Regions from separate parts of the Mus musculus genome. Here regions 1 and 3 are each linked to region 2. A link is a loop called in an ENCODE intact Hi-C map of the cell type or tissue named here. Cell type or tissue: left cerebral cortex. All regions are shown on one strand.

Region 1 (5,000 bases), 640 kb before region 2:
GGAGACATTGGCTGAGGGACACTTTCCGAGTAGACATTTATTTTTATTAGATATTTTCTTTATTTACATTTCAAATGTTATCCCCTCTCCTGTTTTTCTCTCCAAAAATCCCCTCCTCCTATCCCCTCACCTTGCTCCCCAACCCACCCACTCCCGCTTCCTGGCCCTGGCATTCCCCTACACGTCGGCATAGAGCCTTCACAGGACCAAGGGCTTCTCCTCCCATTGATGTCCGACTAGGCCATCCTCTGCTACATATACAGCTGGAGCCATGAGTCCCTCCGTGTGTGCTTTTTGGTTGGTGGTTTAGTCCCTGGGAGCTCTGGGGGTACTGGTTAGTTCATATTGTTGTTCCTCCTATGGGGCTGCAAACCCCTTCAGCTCCCAAGCAGGCATTTGTTGAGGGGACATTTTTCTCATGAGGCTGTCTGAAAAGGCACAAAGGTGTCACTGGTCGAGGGCTCATCTACTATAAGTGCTTGTTGAGGGCCTTCTGCTGTGGGGGTGCATTGCTTGGAGACACCGTCCCCTGGCTCCAGCCACACCTAAATCTACCTGACTTTTCTGCCAGGGAACCTCAGCACTCATGCTGTTGCTGCTAATAGGCCTGGGTAGGCAGCAGGTGGCAGTAGTTCACCTCTAGGGAGCTGGTGATGGTGGCTCAGTTCCCATGTACCTGCGTTCATTCACCCACACAGCCCGGTAGGGGAACCTGCACTCTTTCTTAACCAGCTCTACCCAAGGGACTGGCAGTACCGTGTGAGGAATGCTGTTTTTAATTATTATTATTATTTTACTTTGAGCTTTGTTTCTGATGAAAGGTTCATAGTTTTTAGGCAACTGGGGAATAAGTGAACAAACCTCTTGGTACCCAATCAGATTTGCAGTGTGCAAAGATCCCAGTCAACTTCTGTGAGAAGTTTTAAGAGCCAGGGGATTTCCCGTGGCTTTCCCTGGGGCTCCATTAAAAAGAAGGTAGGAGGGGCTGTGGGGGGCTGAGCAGCCATGGGGCCACCTTGCCTGACTCTGGGTCCATCAGGTGGTTCGGGCTTATTAGAAAAAAAATCCATGGATGGTGAAAACTATCCCAATTAATAATGCTTCAAATTCACCGAGGAATTAATTATTTCAGAGCAGCTAATTAATTTTAAACAAGCAATTATGTATTAGGCGAAAGGTCCTCCCGAAGGGAAAAAGGCAGCTTGAGATGAACTCACTCATGTGGAGATTCTGTCTCTCAAAATGCTGCCCACGAGAGGGGCATTCAGAAGACGGTGAGCCCGGGCGTCCTGGCTAAGCACCCGCCGTGCGTCATGGGACTTGCCTGATGCATACCTGGAGTCTCCTGTCTGTCACTGAATAAAACATTCCCCGTGTGCCTGGAAGCTGGTCTTTTTTGGACATAGCCAAGCCACGGGAAGAGCTACTCTTTGGGATGTTGGGTATTTTCAGCCATCTCTGCATTCCCCCCCCCCTTTTTTTTAACAGCCTGTATTGTAAAGGAATCGCATGCCTTTTCTAGGTGTATACATTTTTTATGAAGTGCACCATACACTCAGAAAATTGCCCAACTTGTAAAGGTAGGATTTGAGAACTTTTCATAAACCGAGCATGTGCACAGCGCCCCATTGAGAACTGGCATGCTAAGCTGCCAGCTCGTCTCCTTGCCTGCCTCTGCATGGTCTGTAGGTTCTCTCCATGGTGTACTGAGGGATGGCTCACCACCTCTCATTGCTGAGTGTATCTGTTGCATAGGCTGCCCACACTAAGCCACTGGGCTAGGAGCATTGCTTCCATTATTCAGCTATTATAAGTAATACATTGATCATTATTATATGATGTACATGTTAGCTGTGTCTGAGAGCCATTGGGTTGTGTGCATTCAGCTACAGCTGATAATGTAAATAGTTGTCCGGAGTGCTATTCCGTGCATGCTTGCTGTGGGGATACTGTGCACCTGATTTATACACAGTCTTTTATATAAAAACATTGTTTTTTTCTGGCACAAGCTCCCTTCAATCTGTGCTCTCTCATCTGCTGTCGTGATCCCTGTTGCTATGATTCACACCTACATTAACTTTTTTTTTTTTTTTTTTTATGTTGCTGTGCATGTGAGCCTTTGTGGGGAGCAGGCTGATGAGTCCAGCTCTGGGCTGAGGCTTTCAATATGAAGGGGTCCTGAGTCATAGGTGCCAGAGTACTGGGTCAGACAAGTACCATAACCCCTCATAGGCAACGAGAGAAGCCCCTAATTACATGTGTTGTGCAGATATCAGCTTATACACTCCACTTTGTGATGGATAGATAAGACTTCCAGTCCTTAGGAGAGCTTGGTGTAAACTATCTCTACCCCTAGTGGTTGACTTTGGAAATACAGCATGGAAATGTCTTACATACAAATTTAAACACAAACTTAATGTGACCCAGCAACTCCACAGCCAGGTATTTATTTACTCAGGAAAAATGAAGCTCTTTATTCTTCTGTGCAAAGACGTTGAACTTGTTTTAAGGTTGTATTTTAGATTTATTTATTTATTTTATGTATATGAGTACATTGTAGCTGTCTTCAGACATACCAGAAGAGGGCATCAGATCCCATTACAGGCGCTTGTGAGGCACCATGTGGTTGCTGGGAATTGAACTCAAGACTTTTGGAAGGGCAGTCAGTGTTCTTAACCACTGAGCTATCTCTCCAGCCCTAAGATTGTATTTTAACTAACAATATTATATATGTGTGTTAATGGAGTGCAGTGTTTATATCATAGAGCAACAGATGGGTTGATTATCATATTAGTCATCAGAGCTGCAAGCCAAATTTAGTCTACAGCCCTCAGCCTGTGAGGGTGTTGTTCACCATATAGGTGAGATGCAAACAGCCTGTTGAATGAAACATGTCAGTCTCTTTGTATGTGAAGAGGAAGATGGCAGGGGGCAGGGGGAAAGCAGGACAGAGCTTGTGGGTAGAGGAAACTGGGTGCCCAGCTGGAAGAAGCGGTTAGGACCAAGGGCAATCCTGATCTGACTACAGTGCTAACACTATTTTACACAGTGGTTAGAGTTCAACACACCATACACCCCATGGAGTAAGTCTTATCACATGTAATAATATATCAATAAGAACTAGGATGGTGTAAAGACGGCATTGCAATCATGTAAGATAAAATCCTCCTGTTTCCCCTCACAGGCCATAGGCCACCACAGGGCCGCTTGGCCACATCCTGATAGCTCTGGTCTCACTGGGCGCCTAGAGGGCAGAGTTGGCTGCTATCCACTGGAGTCTTTCTCCTTCCTGCTTTTCAGGTTATTTGGGCCCCTGGATCTAGCCAGCCTACCTGCCTCTTCTCATGGAGAGGTTGGGGTCTATATGAATGGCAAGGGAAGAACTTTGCAAATGGCAAATGGAAACACTTGATGCTCTGAATCTCTCCTTGAGGCACATCTGTGGACTTCCTGTTGGCCAGGAACATGCTTTAGGGACAGAATCTGGTGGAAGAGGACTCAAAATTTAGAGACTGAAGAAAGCTGGTCTTGGGTCATGTGATGGATCATAGCTGGAGGCTGAAAAGAACACTGGGAGAGGAGGGTGAACTGTGACACCCCCAGTGCCACTTCAAGGACTGAAGAGCTGGAACCAATTGCCCATAAGTGCTCTGGCCTCTCAGCAATGCCCAGTCTTCAGCTATGCATTTTGAGTGGTGTCAGCCTCATAGCTAAAAGGCCCCTTAGGTGGCAGGATATGAGCCCCGTTGTAGACCAGCGGATCCAAACACCCTGTGTTGGCCAGCTCACTCCTCGATCACTCATTTTCTTGTAATACATACATGTTCTCTCCAAACCTAGCATGCCTTCAAATATCAGAAAAAGACAAGTTGCACGTCAGCATCTCGACGCTTCTGCAGACTGCTTTCACACAGAACATACTTGGCGGCTTGATCTGTGGCATTTGCCTATTGTATCCCCATGCATCCTCTGAATTGATGCTAGTATCATCCTTGCTTTACACGTGGAGAGTGGAAGCCAGACCATAGTGAGCGTTATCTGAGCAATGTGCAACCAAGATTAAGTTGTCAGAGCTGAATGACAACAGCCCAGGCAGGCTGTCTGTCACACGGCTCCTACCTGATGCTTACATGACTGCTCGCCACCCCATAGTAACTTTCATGTACATGGCATTCACCTTAAGGTCACAGGAGTCACTGTTATTCTGTGGATCAGGAAGAAGAGGCTCCATGCAGCTATGGAGGGAATGGTAATATAGCAATGTGAAGTGCTAATGGCCTTTGCCAAGTGTCTCTCACACACTAGTTACCCCAAGGCATAGTATTTAATCCTCACAGTGCCCACACCTGCCCTCAGCCCTGGCATTGACACAGCGGGCAGGAGTCCCTGCTGTTGCCAAGACAGCAGAGGCTTCTCCCATGTGAGGCCCAGCATGGATAGTCAGTATTGCTGTTCTGAGGGTGGGGATGGTTTGGTGCTCATGCTGTCTCTGTTCTCTCTCTGTACAGCTGAGCATGGTGCTACACCTCAGGGTGTCTCCTCAGGTTGAAAGTGGACTTGCAATCAAAGCATTGTGAGTTCATCAGTAGACATGTTAGGATCCTTCTTTCATAATCATGATTGATTCTCCCATGTGGAGAAATCTGGAAGACCTGATGGCAGCCACAAAAATTAATATTCTTGTAAGTCTGGGAACTTAGTGCATCCTAAGGAACAAGAGTACAAGAGAGAGAGAAGCCTTAACAGGGAAGCCTAAAACCTGGGGCCACTTTCCCCCTGGAGGTGACTGCTGACCGCCAGAGACAAGTGGGAAGGGGAAACTTGGCTCTAGAGCCTGGGATTACCCAGGAGTTGGTCTCGACAATGAGGGATATGCATCTATAGACAGGGTAAACTGGAATTAGATCAGCATTTCCAGAGGGCCAGCACTGGGTCACCTCAGCTGCTGAAGGTCCTTGGGGATTTGGTCCTGTCAGTGATCCATCATAGTCACTGTCCAG
Region 2 (5,000 bases):
TATTAACCACCGCAAATCAACCTGGCACCCAAATAGCTCACTGGTAAGCCATAACCTTCTAAACCTTGCCCCTAGAGACTCATGGACATTTCATTACGCAAAAAAATGCAATCAGTACAACTTCAAATGTCCTCATAGTCTTCAATAATTCCAAAACTGTTAGGGCTGCCCCTCACCAAGTTGGTTGTAGGAAGACCCATACCTCTCCTACGGCTCCTAAGATCAAATCCCCCTCAGTCTTGTCCACAGCTCTCCCTTTCCTCTCTAGCCCATGCTCAATGGATAACAAAGGCCTCTTCCAACAATCCTTCCCCCAATTCATTCCAGTTACCCAGCCTTCAACACTAGCAGGCATTGCCTGTGAACACACCATCTGAACAGGCCAGGGAAACAGCAACACGTAGCTATCACACTCCCTAAAACTCCAGAGAGGAAACAGAAACCAAAGAACAAAACACCCACCCAAAAAGACAAATCCAGAGATCAGCACCTAGATCTTTAATCATCCCAAGCCCAGGAAAAAGAACACAATCAACAACAATCAGGGCCATATGTCACCACTAAAAGCCAGCTATCCCGCCTCAGCAGGCCCTGAAAACTCCAACATATCTGAAGCACAGAGAATGACTTTAAAACACGCTTTATGGTTTCCAGCTCATTCCCAGTCCTCCCACTCCTCCCCACACCTGATCGCTATCCCCATTCCCCCTCCTCACCTGCTCTCCCACCCAGTTCCCTCCCTCCGTTCACCCCAACCCTACATGAAGAACTACAGGCAACTGAGGAAAGCTAGAAGTGGGAGAGGAGGTCTTCCCCAGGGAACAGCATGTCAGTTGGTTGCTTAGTGCCTAATGGTTGAGCCCTGAAAACATACACACAACATTAGACATACTGAATATATTACACTTAGAAAAAATATACATATACATACATACATATATATATATGTATATATATATATACACACACACACACACACACACACACACACATTTGTGCGTGCAATAACAATTCATGGGAGAAGCAGCCATAGATTTGGAGAGTTGGGAAGGGTGTATGGGAGGGTTGGAGAGAGAGAGAGAGAGAGAGAGAGAGGGAGAGAGAGAGAGAGAGAGAGAGAGAAAGGGAAATGTAATTATATTGTGATCTCAAAAGTGTTAAAAGTTAAAAAAAAATACCAATTAAAAAATTTTAAATGATGGGCTATCCATTTAAGAAACTAGGGATATATTAGGAATGCTGTCCAGTTTCCCATGGGAGGAAATGCTACGGTAAGAGAATATGAGAAGGTTCTTTGGGGAAATACATATGGATGTTAAGGAGCAGAGTCCTGACATTGGCCCTTTTCAAGGGTTAATAATTCACCTTAAGTTGTCAGAGGATGGATGGTGAAAGGGGGCGTGGCTGGGAAAAGGATGACTAGGCAGAGAGTGTGGTGATCCAGTGAGGCAAACCCTTGCATAATCTCCTCCTTGAGAGTGGGTGTACTTCTAACCATGAGAACACGGCACGATGTTACTTCTGGGCTGACGTTATATAAGATTGTCTCATCTGAAGCCCAAGATCCTCCTGCCAGGAGAACCAAGCACCAGTACCATTGACTCCCTCCCTGTGGAGGGAGCCATGGGCAAGAGCCAAGGACACTCTCCAGCCGGCCAACCAGAAAAGAGAAAGCTTCCATCTGACACCCACAAGGAAATGAATCCTGCCAACAAACTGGGGAGTAGAATAAGGTAGAAAATACCGAAGTATAGATACCGTTTGTAGAATTATGTGGTGATTTACTTAAAGCTCTGCTTATGCTGCCTATTTGCAAAGCATGATTTCACTTGCTACCTGGAACAAAATGACCTGGAGACAGAGCAAAAACACTGCATCTCTGCCATGAATAAACAGCCTGCTGACTGCCACACAGGCTTCTGTGAAATCTTGCTTGCTTGCCTACCCCACCTTGTGGTCTTAGAGTATAAAGCAGGAATAAGACTAGACCTGTCAACGCTCCTCAAGAGCTGTCCTGGCTTCCCTGTGCTGATGACAATCCCTCAGTTCCACTCTCTTGGGTATCAGGTTACTTATCAAGAAAGACTCCTGCAACACCTGAGCAAGCTTGGTGGCAGACCCTCCCTGGAAGTCTCTGTATGAGAACGTGTCTTTGTGGGGCTGGACAAGTGGCTCAGCGGTTAAAAACACTGACTGCTCCTCTGAAAGTTCTGAGTTCAAATGCTAGCAACCACATGGTGGCTCACAACCATCCACAATGAGATCTGACACCCTCCGCTAGTGTGTCTGAAGACAGCTACAGTATACTTACATATAATAATAAATAAATCCTTTCTTAAAAGAGCACAGTAAAAAAAATTTAAAAAACAAACATTTAAGAAAGAGGGGGAGAGAATGTGTCTTTGTGAGACCCTGGAGCAGAGATCTATCCAAGCTGGGCTCCTGGGTTTCCTGAAATGCAGAGAGACACATACTGTGTAATGGCAAAGTATAGAGAAACTTGCTCTGCAGTAATAGAAAACCAATACTGACAGTTACATAGACAAATACAAAGTAATGTTAGCTCAAGCGCCCACTGAAGTATAGGTTCTGGTTTTGTATGTTTGAATTTTAGTTTCAATTTGGAAAAATGGAAAAGGTCCAGATATCTGTATTTTACTTTTTGGTTTTGTGGGGTTTTTTAAAGTTTTATTTATTTTTTATGTGTGTGAGTACACCATCACTGTCTTCAGACACACCAGAAGAGGGCATCAGATCACATTGCTGTGGTTGTGAGTCACCATGTGGTTGCTGGGAATTGAACTCAGGACCTCTGAAAGAGCAATCAGTGCTCTTAACCACTGAGCCATCTCTCCAGCCCCCTTGTACTTGTGTGTGTGTGTGTGTGTGTGTGTGTGTGTGTGTGTGTGTGTGTGTGTGTGTGTGTTTTGAGGTTTTTCCAAACTTTGCTCTTGTTAGCCAAGTGCTCTACTATAGTTTTGATTCCCTAGCCCTTTGATAATTAAACCACAATATGCTACGGGAGAAGAACTGCCAACTCCACGTATCTTTTTGTTTCTAAGACCTATATCTGACAGAATGATGTAACTGGACATCTTATATCTATGATGCAGGTATCTTTATAATTTTGAATGTATTCAATTTTTTTCAAAAATGTTCACATTTTATTACTGTTTGCATCTAAAGATAGGTCAAGTGTTATTTCAATTTTTGATAGCTAATTCCCTTAAGAGTGAGGCCTCAGGGTTGGGGGCAAAGCTCACTAGTAGAGCCTTTGCTTAGCATGGACAGGACTATGGGTCTGATACTCAGAATAACAAACAAATAATGAGGACTCTTTTTCTAATTCGCCTACAGGCACCATAGGGCCCTGATATGCAGAGCCTTCTTTGGGGAAGTTTTGGGAAGTCTCAGTGTGATGAACCTGGTTGGTTCTTGAAAAGGGCCAGGTACCAGGAGGCCCAGAACAGCTGTGGTGTTCTGACAACCCCCATTCTACACCATCTGGTCCAAGTAGACAACATGAGGCCTCTTTTAGGGAGTGTTTAAAGAGACTTTCAAAAAGAGTTGACTGCTGTTTGGTAGTTTACTTACATTTGAGACTTTACAAGAAGTGAGCTGAGACCATATTGAAAAAGTGCCAAGAGGGGCTGGAGAAACAGCTCGGGAGCTAAGAGCACTGGCTGCTTTTGCAGAGAACCTGAGTTTAGTTTCTGCACCCACGTGGCAGCTAACGGTGATCTCTAACTCCAGTTCCAGAGGATCAGTCACCCTCTTCTGACTTCTGTAAACATGTGGCACACCAACATAGCATGCAGGCAAAACCACCCATACACATAAAATAAAAAATAAGTGAATCTAAAAGAAAGGGGGCCAAGAGCACAGAGAGCAAAGAGAAAAACTAAGGGTCAGAGTCCACAAAGACTCATTGTGGCTGTGGCCGCCGCTTCCACCTTTCTAGGTGTCCTTCTATGTTGGGATCCCTGCTAGAGGAGCAGCAAAACCACTTCGGAACTCCTGTAATGTGGCCCACCATTCAGCACGAGCATGATGGATGGGCCCTGCTGAGGCAGAGCCTCAAGGACTACATGCCCTGAGGACTTCATTCTGCTATGAAGCTTTGCCCTACTTTCTGCCCTTGGCTCCCTCCTCGTCTATGAGATGTGTGAACATTCTAAGGGGTTTCCAGCCCCTCACTGGGCAGTGTCATTGGCACTCACAATAACAGTGATTGATCTTTTTCAAGCATTATGGCTGGAGCAGATTAATGATTCATCCGATACCCTTAGAAAGAATTTGGATGGAGGAGCTAGAGAAAGCACCCAAGGAGCTAAAGGAATCTGCAACCCTATAGGTGGAACAACATTATGAACTAACCAGTACCCCGGAGCTCTTGACTCTAGCTGCATATGTATCAAAAGATGGCCTAGTCGGCCATCACTGGAAAGAGAGGCCCATTGGACACGCAAACTTTATATGCCCCAGTACAGGGGAACGCCAGGGCCAAAAGGGGGAGTGGGTGGGTAGGGGAGTGGGGGTGGGTGGGTATGGGGGACTTTTGGTATAGCATTGGAAATGTAAATGAGCTAAATACCTAATAAAAAATGGGAAAAAAAAGAAAGAATTTGGAGAAGTAGATTGCCAGTAAAGTTAGGTTAAAGTTAGGTTTTTGCTAGTGGCTTTGACATAGAAAATTCTAGGGAACAATTTGAAGTTCAGAAATGCACTCTTAATAGCTGAGCTAGTGATTTTTTTGAGGTCAGGGAACAAGAACAACGGCAGCCCAACTGGTGCCGCCTGACCTGCCTCTCTTGCTAAAGCTGGGCTGGTGATCAGGGGGATGATTCATTTCTTGCACCGTTTTTGCCCTCAGCTTCCTGATATGATTTAATAAGGAGTGGTCAGTGAATCAGTGCTCACCCCGAGGACTTAAGGGAGAGACGGCTGATTGGTTTTTATATAAAAGTTGAGATTTGTGATTCTTTTAAGATTTTTATAAG
Region 3 (5,000 bases), 680 kb before region 2:
TTTAAAAAAAAATCTCTCTCTGGCTTCTCTTATTTTACTTTATTTATTTTTTTGTCATTTTCAGACAAAGTTTCATCATGTGGCTTGGGCTGGTCTCAAACACATTCCTTCTGCCTTAGCCTCTTGAGTGCTGGAATTATACAGGTGTGTGCCATGACAACCGATTAAAAGACCTATTTTCTGATGGCGTTTTCATTGTGCACTTAGTATGGTGAGCCCATAAGTTAAATCTCCTTCTATCAATGAATGCTGAGGAGTGGTAGATTAGAGGCCTGGGGTTCCTAAGTCAGATTCTCAAGTGTCTCAAAGTCCTGCAATGAGGGAAAAGCCTGTTACCAGCAGAGGGCTTTATTTCACAAGGAACTCTTCACTGATAAAGTGCACAGACACGGACAGGAGGTCTGCAGCAGAGAAGTCCAGGAATGTCATCTCCCCTTGCACTTCAGGGCCTGTACCTCAGGAGGCCTGCTGCTGTAGCTCAACTTTGTACAGGCCAAGAGGATCACTGGAAGGGGCTCACAGTCTAGCCATTGAAACCATGGTGGCTGCAGGGGCGGTGCAGAGGGCATGTACCAGCATGGTTGACCTCCAAATACCTGTAGGCACCTAGAAGATGTTGCTGCCAGCAGCTTGCTGTCTAAAAAGAAAAGGCAAGGGGTTGGTCGATACAGATAGGAAGTGCTGTTGGGCCAGGGGGCTATCCCTGCTCAGGAGTTTTAGTCTCTTCTGTTCGGTATTGACCTGAGCTTTCCATAGTTGCTTGAACCAGTACTTGGATGCTCAATAGGCTCTCTGCTTCTTGTGGATGGCTGATAGCAGGGGTAGCCTCCCACTGTTGCCTTTTGCTGTGGCTGCAGTATTATAAGTCTCTTCTGAGATTCTCCCTCAGCATCTATAGTTCCTGCTAGTGGAGAAGGTATTTAAAGATGTGTGGCTGTGCCAGATGCTAAACACGCTGGAGAAGTCAGATTGGTGAATGTAAAATAATCATCGAAAGGTGATGTGTTCATAATGCCACAATACCCAGAACTAACACATGGTACTCTGTGGTACACAAAGGTCTGGTCCACATAGTCCATCCTCATGGGTGTTGGACAAGTTGAAGGGGCTCTGGTGGTTCTCCCTATACCAGACTTGACGCATCAGCACCTGCCTTTGAGGACCTTAGTGGGCTTGGCCCTTAGCTTGCTGGTCTTGGTGGTTTTGAGCTTGGTCTATTAGAGACATAGGAGCATCTGGGCTGACTGTGCCTGTGAGCACCGGCAGTGAGAATAGAAGTTGCAGGGAGTTGTATCCTGCAACCTGTTGGTCAAGAAAATGCTTGGCTAGGGCCCTGCCAATAGCTTTGAAACCTATACACTAGCCAGAGGTATGCTGAGCTAGCATATATTGACTGAATCCCAAGACCCAACACTCCATGTGGCAAAGATGTGCTAGTGGGTCCCTGGAACAGCAAGAAGCCAGTCTGCTTAAAGGTAGATTCTTGTGAGGATTATAGAGTACCTCTCTAAGGCCACTCAGCACATCAGCTCTGTTCTCAGGATGTATATGGATGGTCAGAGAGAGCTAGTAGCATTAACCCACGCTCACAACCTGCTGAGGCTGGTTCTTCTGTCTGCTAGCTTTGTTCTGGCACAGTGGGGCTGTAGATCTGCTGCCCCTTCCACTGTTCAGTTTGCCAGCTGTCAGCTGTGCCATGCTCTGTCTCACCTCCCCACCCCAACCCCGTCCAACCGTTTCCAAGGGAGGGGTCTCCCAACATAAAATGCTGCTATCTACTGGAACTATGGGAATCTTGCAGTTTGGGTTATATACAAAGAAGGCCCCAGCAGGATTGGTATTATATCCAAGTGACCCTCACTCATGACCCTTAAGCTCAAGCAGAATGGAATGTTTTTGAAAGTGTATTCAAAACCTCTACCCTCAGTGGATTTTAGGACCAAGTGGCTTCAAGTGGAAACCCTTCTGACACAAGGTCTCTTAGGCAGTCTGCCAGGAAGAAACATACTACTTGGCTTTGGTAGCATGTTGTAGGAGGAGCATGGTGGGCGTCCTGGGATGGTTATTTTACTGCTCTGGATGTTTTCTGAGCTATGACATCATTGGGACCTGCTCTGGGCAGGTGGTTAGCACCTGACATTTCTCACACTGCAGTCTAAGTGAATGCTCTCTTCATCAACTATAAGTCCCTCTGGTTCCATGGGAGGCTCAAGGTCTTTGGGGGCTTTAGTGGCAGAATCAGACGGGCCCACCCAAGGATGGCCTCTTCTTGGCGGTCAGCATTGTTCATGTCCTCGTGTCAGGGTGGGCAAGCAGACAGGCATGCCTGCTTGGGCAGTTCTGGAGAGTCAAGGGCAGCCTGCCTCTCTGGTAGTAGGGCTGTTAGTTCCTGCCAGAGTGGAAGACTGGGAAACTGGGATGGGCAAGAGAGTAAACTACATCCACAAATTGCAAGAGGCCTTGTGGGCCCAGAATGGCCAGACTCTTCTCTGGGCTGGGGAATCATAGTTAGCAAAATGAAGTTACCCCCTGGGCAGGAGGCCATTAGGGTGGGCCCTAGGGGCCTTAAGACAGGCTAGGAGCTAGACCTGGGATGGAGTTTAGCCTGGTCTAAGGCCGAAGCAGTTCTAGGGCACCAAGGGTGCCGCCCAGAAGCAGACAAATACGTGGGCTGTGCACGGACCCTGAGCCGGAAGTCCAGGCCCAGTAGCTGTAGACTCCTCGGTCGGTTCCGTTGCCTCCCATTGCCCCATTCTCATCGTCCTCCAGGCCTAGCTCTCCAGGCCCTGAGGTCCTCCTCCAGCCAGAGCCGGTAGCAAGGCCCGCAGCCACACCCGCTGCAGCCCCTGCTGCTGCCCCTGCAGCCGCCACGCGCAGAGAGGAGCCGTAGCGGGGCGCCGGCCTTACGCGTACTCTTGATGCCCCGCGTGCACCTCCGCGCACCCCCCGGGCACTGCCTCGAGCGCCTCCGCGGCCGCCCTTGGCGGAACAGCTGTCACAGAGGAAGGCGGCGGCCAGCAGCAGAGCCCAGCACGTGGCAGCAGTCCAGTTCATCCTACTGGGCAGAATCTGCGAGAAGAGGGTGGAAGGGGCTTCAGCTTCTGTGCAGGGGTGGAGCGTGGTTTAGGACCAGGGCAAGAGGGTATCAGGGCTTGGGAATAGGCTCATCTGGACCTGGGGACACCTACTTCAGCCTCTGGTTTTGTGGTAATCCGATAGAGGGCTCCCAGCATCTTGGAGGACAGTGGGCTCAGGGTTGGGGAAGGGGTTCTTTAAACTCCAGCATCAGGACTTTGGTTTTGGGTTCCTGCTGTATAACCAGGTGGAGATGGGGTGGTGGGGAAAGGGTTTCACTACAGGGCGGCCGTTTTACTATTGTGGTAGGGTGGAGATGGGTCCCAGAATGGGGTTTGTGGAGCTCCTACAGTGGGGCTCAGGCCTGGGGGGGGGGGGGCACAAATCCCCCGCTCTGCACACGAGTCTCTGGAAGGGGATGGATTAGTGGATTAGGATTCTAGTTTGGAATGGAGAGCCTTCAATACCCCCAGATTATGGTTAGAATGGACAGCCTTGTGACTTTTGCTCTGGCATCTGGATCTCCTGATGCCTTAAGAGATAGTCTTTCAGCCAGTGGCTGCGGCTGAATGCACTGGGTGAGGGTGGGGGTCAGAATCCAGATCAGCGATTCCTTGCAACGCAAACAACTAGCGATGGGTGAACCGCCCAGCAGGCCCAGACCCTAGGTAATTACGTCTCTTCCCCGCTCCAGCTCCACCCTTTTTGGGTTTGCCCAGGCCAGTAGCCTGGACAGGTAAACCGATCAGGATGGGTTCTGGCTGGCTGTGGACCAGCCATCTCGGTGGCGGCAGCTCCATCCTCCTCAGGTCCTCTCTCCCCTCCCCCTCCCTCCCAGCATCACTGGGTTCATCCACCTCCCCTACTTACTGGTCACAAGCCTAGGTCGGATGAGCGATTTAGGGGCCGTGACCGGCCAAGCGGAAAGGTGCGGCAGCGAGGACCCTTTTCCTTAGGCAGAGCTCACGACTGGATTTTGCTGAAGCCTCCGCCTGAAGATTAGGGGCGGGCAGCCGCGGAGGCTCAGCCCCGGGAGACGTGAAGGGAGGAGATACTGAAAGCTCAGAAAAGCACAGCCACAGCCCTTCTCGTTGCCCGGCCCCCATCCTCGCTGCACTGCACACAGCACCCTCTCATCCCATCCCCCCATCTTCCCATCCCCGCCACAGCCCTGCCCAATCTCTCTTTCCCCTATGGCCACTAGCCCCAGCCCCCAGGATAGACAGTGTGTTTTTGTTCCAGTAGGTCCAGCGTTTTTGTTCATGGCCTCTTCCTCTCCATTCTCCCTACCTGCCCACCGCATCGATTCTTACGGTTCTTATGAATTATCTACCTCCTCTCCCATTCTTCTGATGGAACCTCAGCTCCACTTACTCCTCTTCGCCAGCCATAAGGACCACTGGGCTGACTTTCTAGGCGCGTAGTGTAGGGCTTCCAACATCCTGCCAGATGGCTCTCCTGGAAGTTTGATGTACAGCCATGAGGATCCCAATAGCACTAGACCTTTGTTGATCTGACCTTCCTGAACCTTCTGAAAATAGACCCCTGGAGACCCAGCCCCCCTTTATTTTCAAGCTGACTGGTTGCAGTGCCTCCATGCTTTTGTAGGGTAAGTTTAACCTAGCTCCAGACAGCCACAACGTTTTTCATCTGTGCCAGGCTTGCTTTCCAAGGCCCAAGATTACAGTCGGAGCGGTCGGGAGCTTCCCTGTCCTGGCTGAGGCCTGGTATGGAGCCTCATGGGTTGGGGCAAGACCTGGGGAGGAAGGGGGTGGTTACTGTATGGAGTTCTTCTCATTGAAGCCACTGTGCTTTTGAGCTTTCTTTTATCGTGAAGTTGAAAGCACCCTCCTCCCCAGCCAAAGGCTGGTGGATGCCCCCATTTAGTTTAGGCAGGGAGAGCTCCCAGGTGCTCCTTCACTTCC

What was found. Peaks named below come from ENCODE experiments on the same cell type or tissue, not always from the same donor. Only the 100,000 strongest peaks of a DNase experiment are listed, where the experiment ranks them.
Region 1: it touches region 2 in a loop (6-fold over the local background); 8 of 42 quality-filtered maps call a loop at or near these places.
Region 3: a loop joins it to region 2, with 5 times the contacts of the local background. A loop is called at or near these places in 6 of 42 quality-filtered maps.

What each region holds. Positions count from the first base shown.
Region 1 is chr7:140,186,216-140,191,215 of GRCm38, forward strand. No RefSeq gene overlaps it. Among named protein-coding and RNA genes, the nearest start is that of Olfr523, 13 kb to the left of the region's middle. RefSeq lists an enhancer at 393-1,210. In left cerebral cortex, CTCF peaks have their summits at 624 (motif pointing right), 2,392 and 2,592 (motif pointing right); DNase peaks (open chromatin) are centred at 641, 1,749, 1,977, 2,285 and 1 more place; H3K27ac peaks cover 300 bases.
Region 2 is chr7:140,826,814-140,831,813 of GRCm38, forward strand. No RefSeq gene overlaps it. Among named protein-coding and RNA genes, the nearest start is that of Urah, 6.0 kb to the right of the region's middle. In left cerebral cortex, a CTCF peak has its summit at 1,946; DNase peaks (open chromatin) are centred at 1,596 and 1,884; H3K4me3 peaks cover 290 bases; H3K27ac peaks cover 2,617 bases.
Region 3 is chr7:140,150,604-140,155,603 of GRCm38, forward strand. Mtg1 (mitochondrial ribosome-associated GTPase 1) reads left to right here. Exons shown (of 11, transcript NM_199301.2): 11 at 1-183. Sprn (shadow of prion protein) reads right to left here and starts at 4,056. Exons shown (of 2, transcript NM_183147.2): 1 at 3,946-4,056; 2 at 25-3,069. The coding sequence starts at 3,054. The coding sequence ends at 2,611. In left cerebral cortex, CTCF peaks have their summits at 356 (motif pointing right), 2,976 and 3,199; DNase peaks (open chromatin) are centred at 406, 537, 1,080, 2,033 and 4 more places; H3K4me3 peaks cover 2,487 bases; H3K27ac peaks cover 2,875 bases.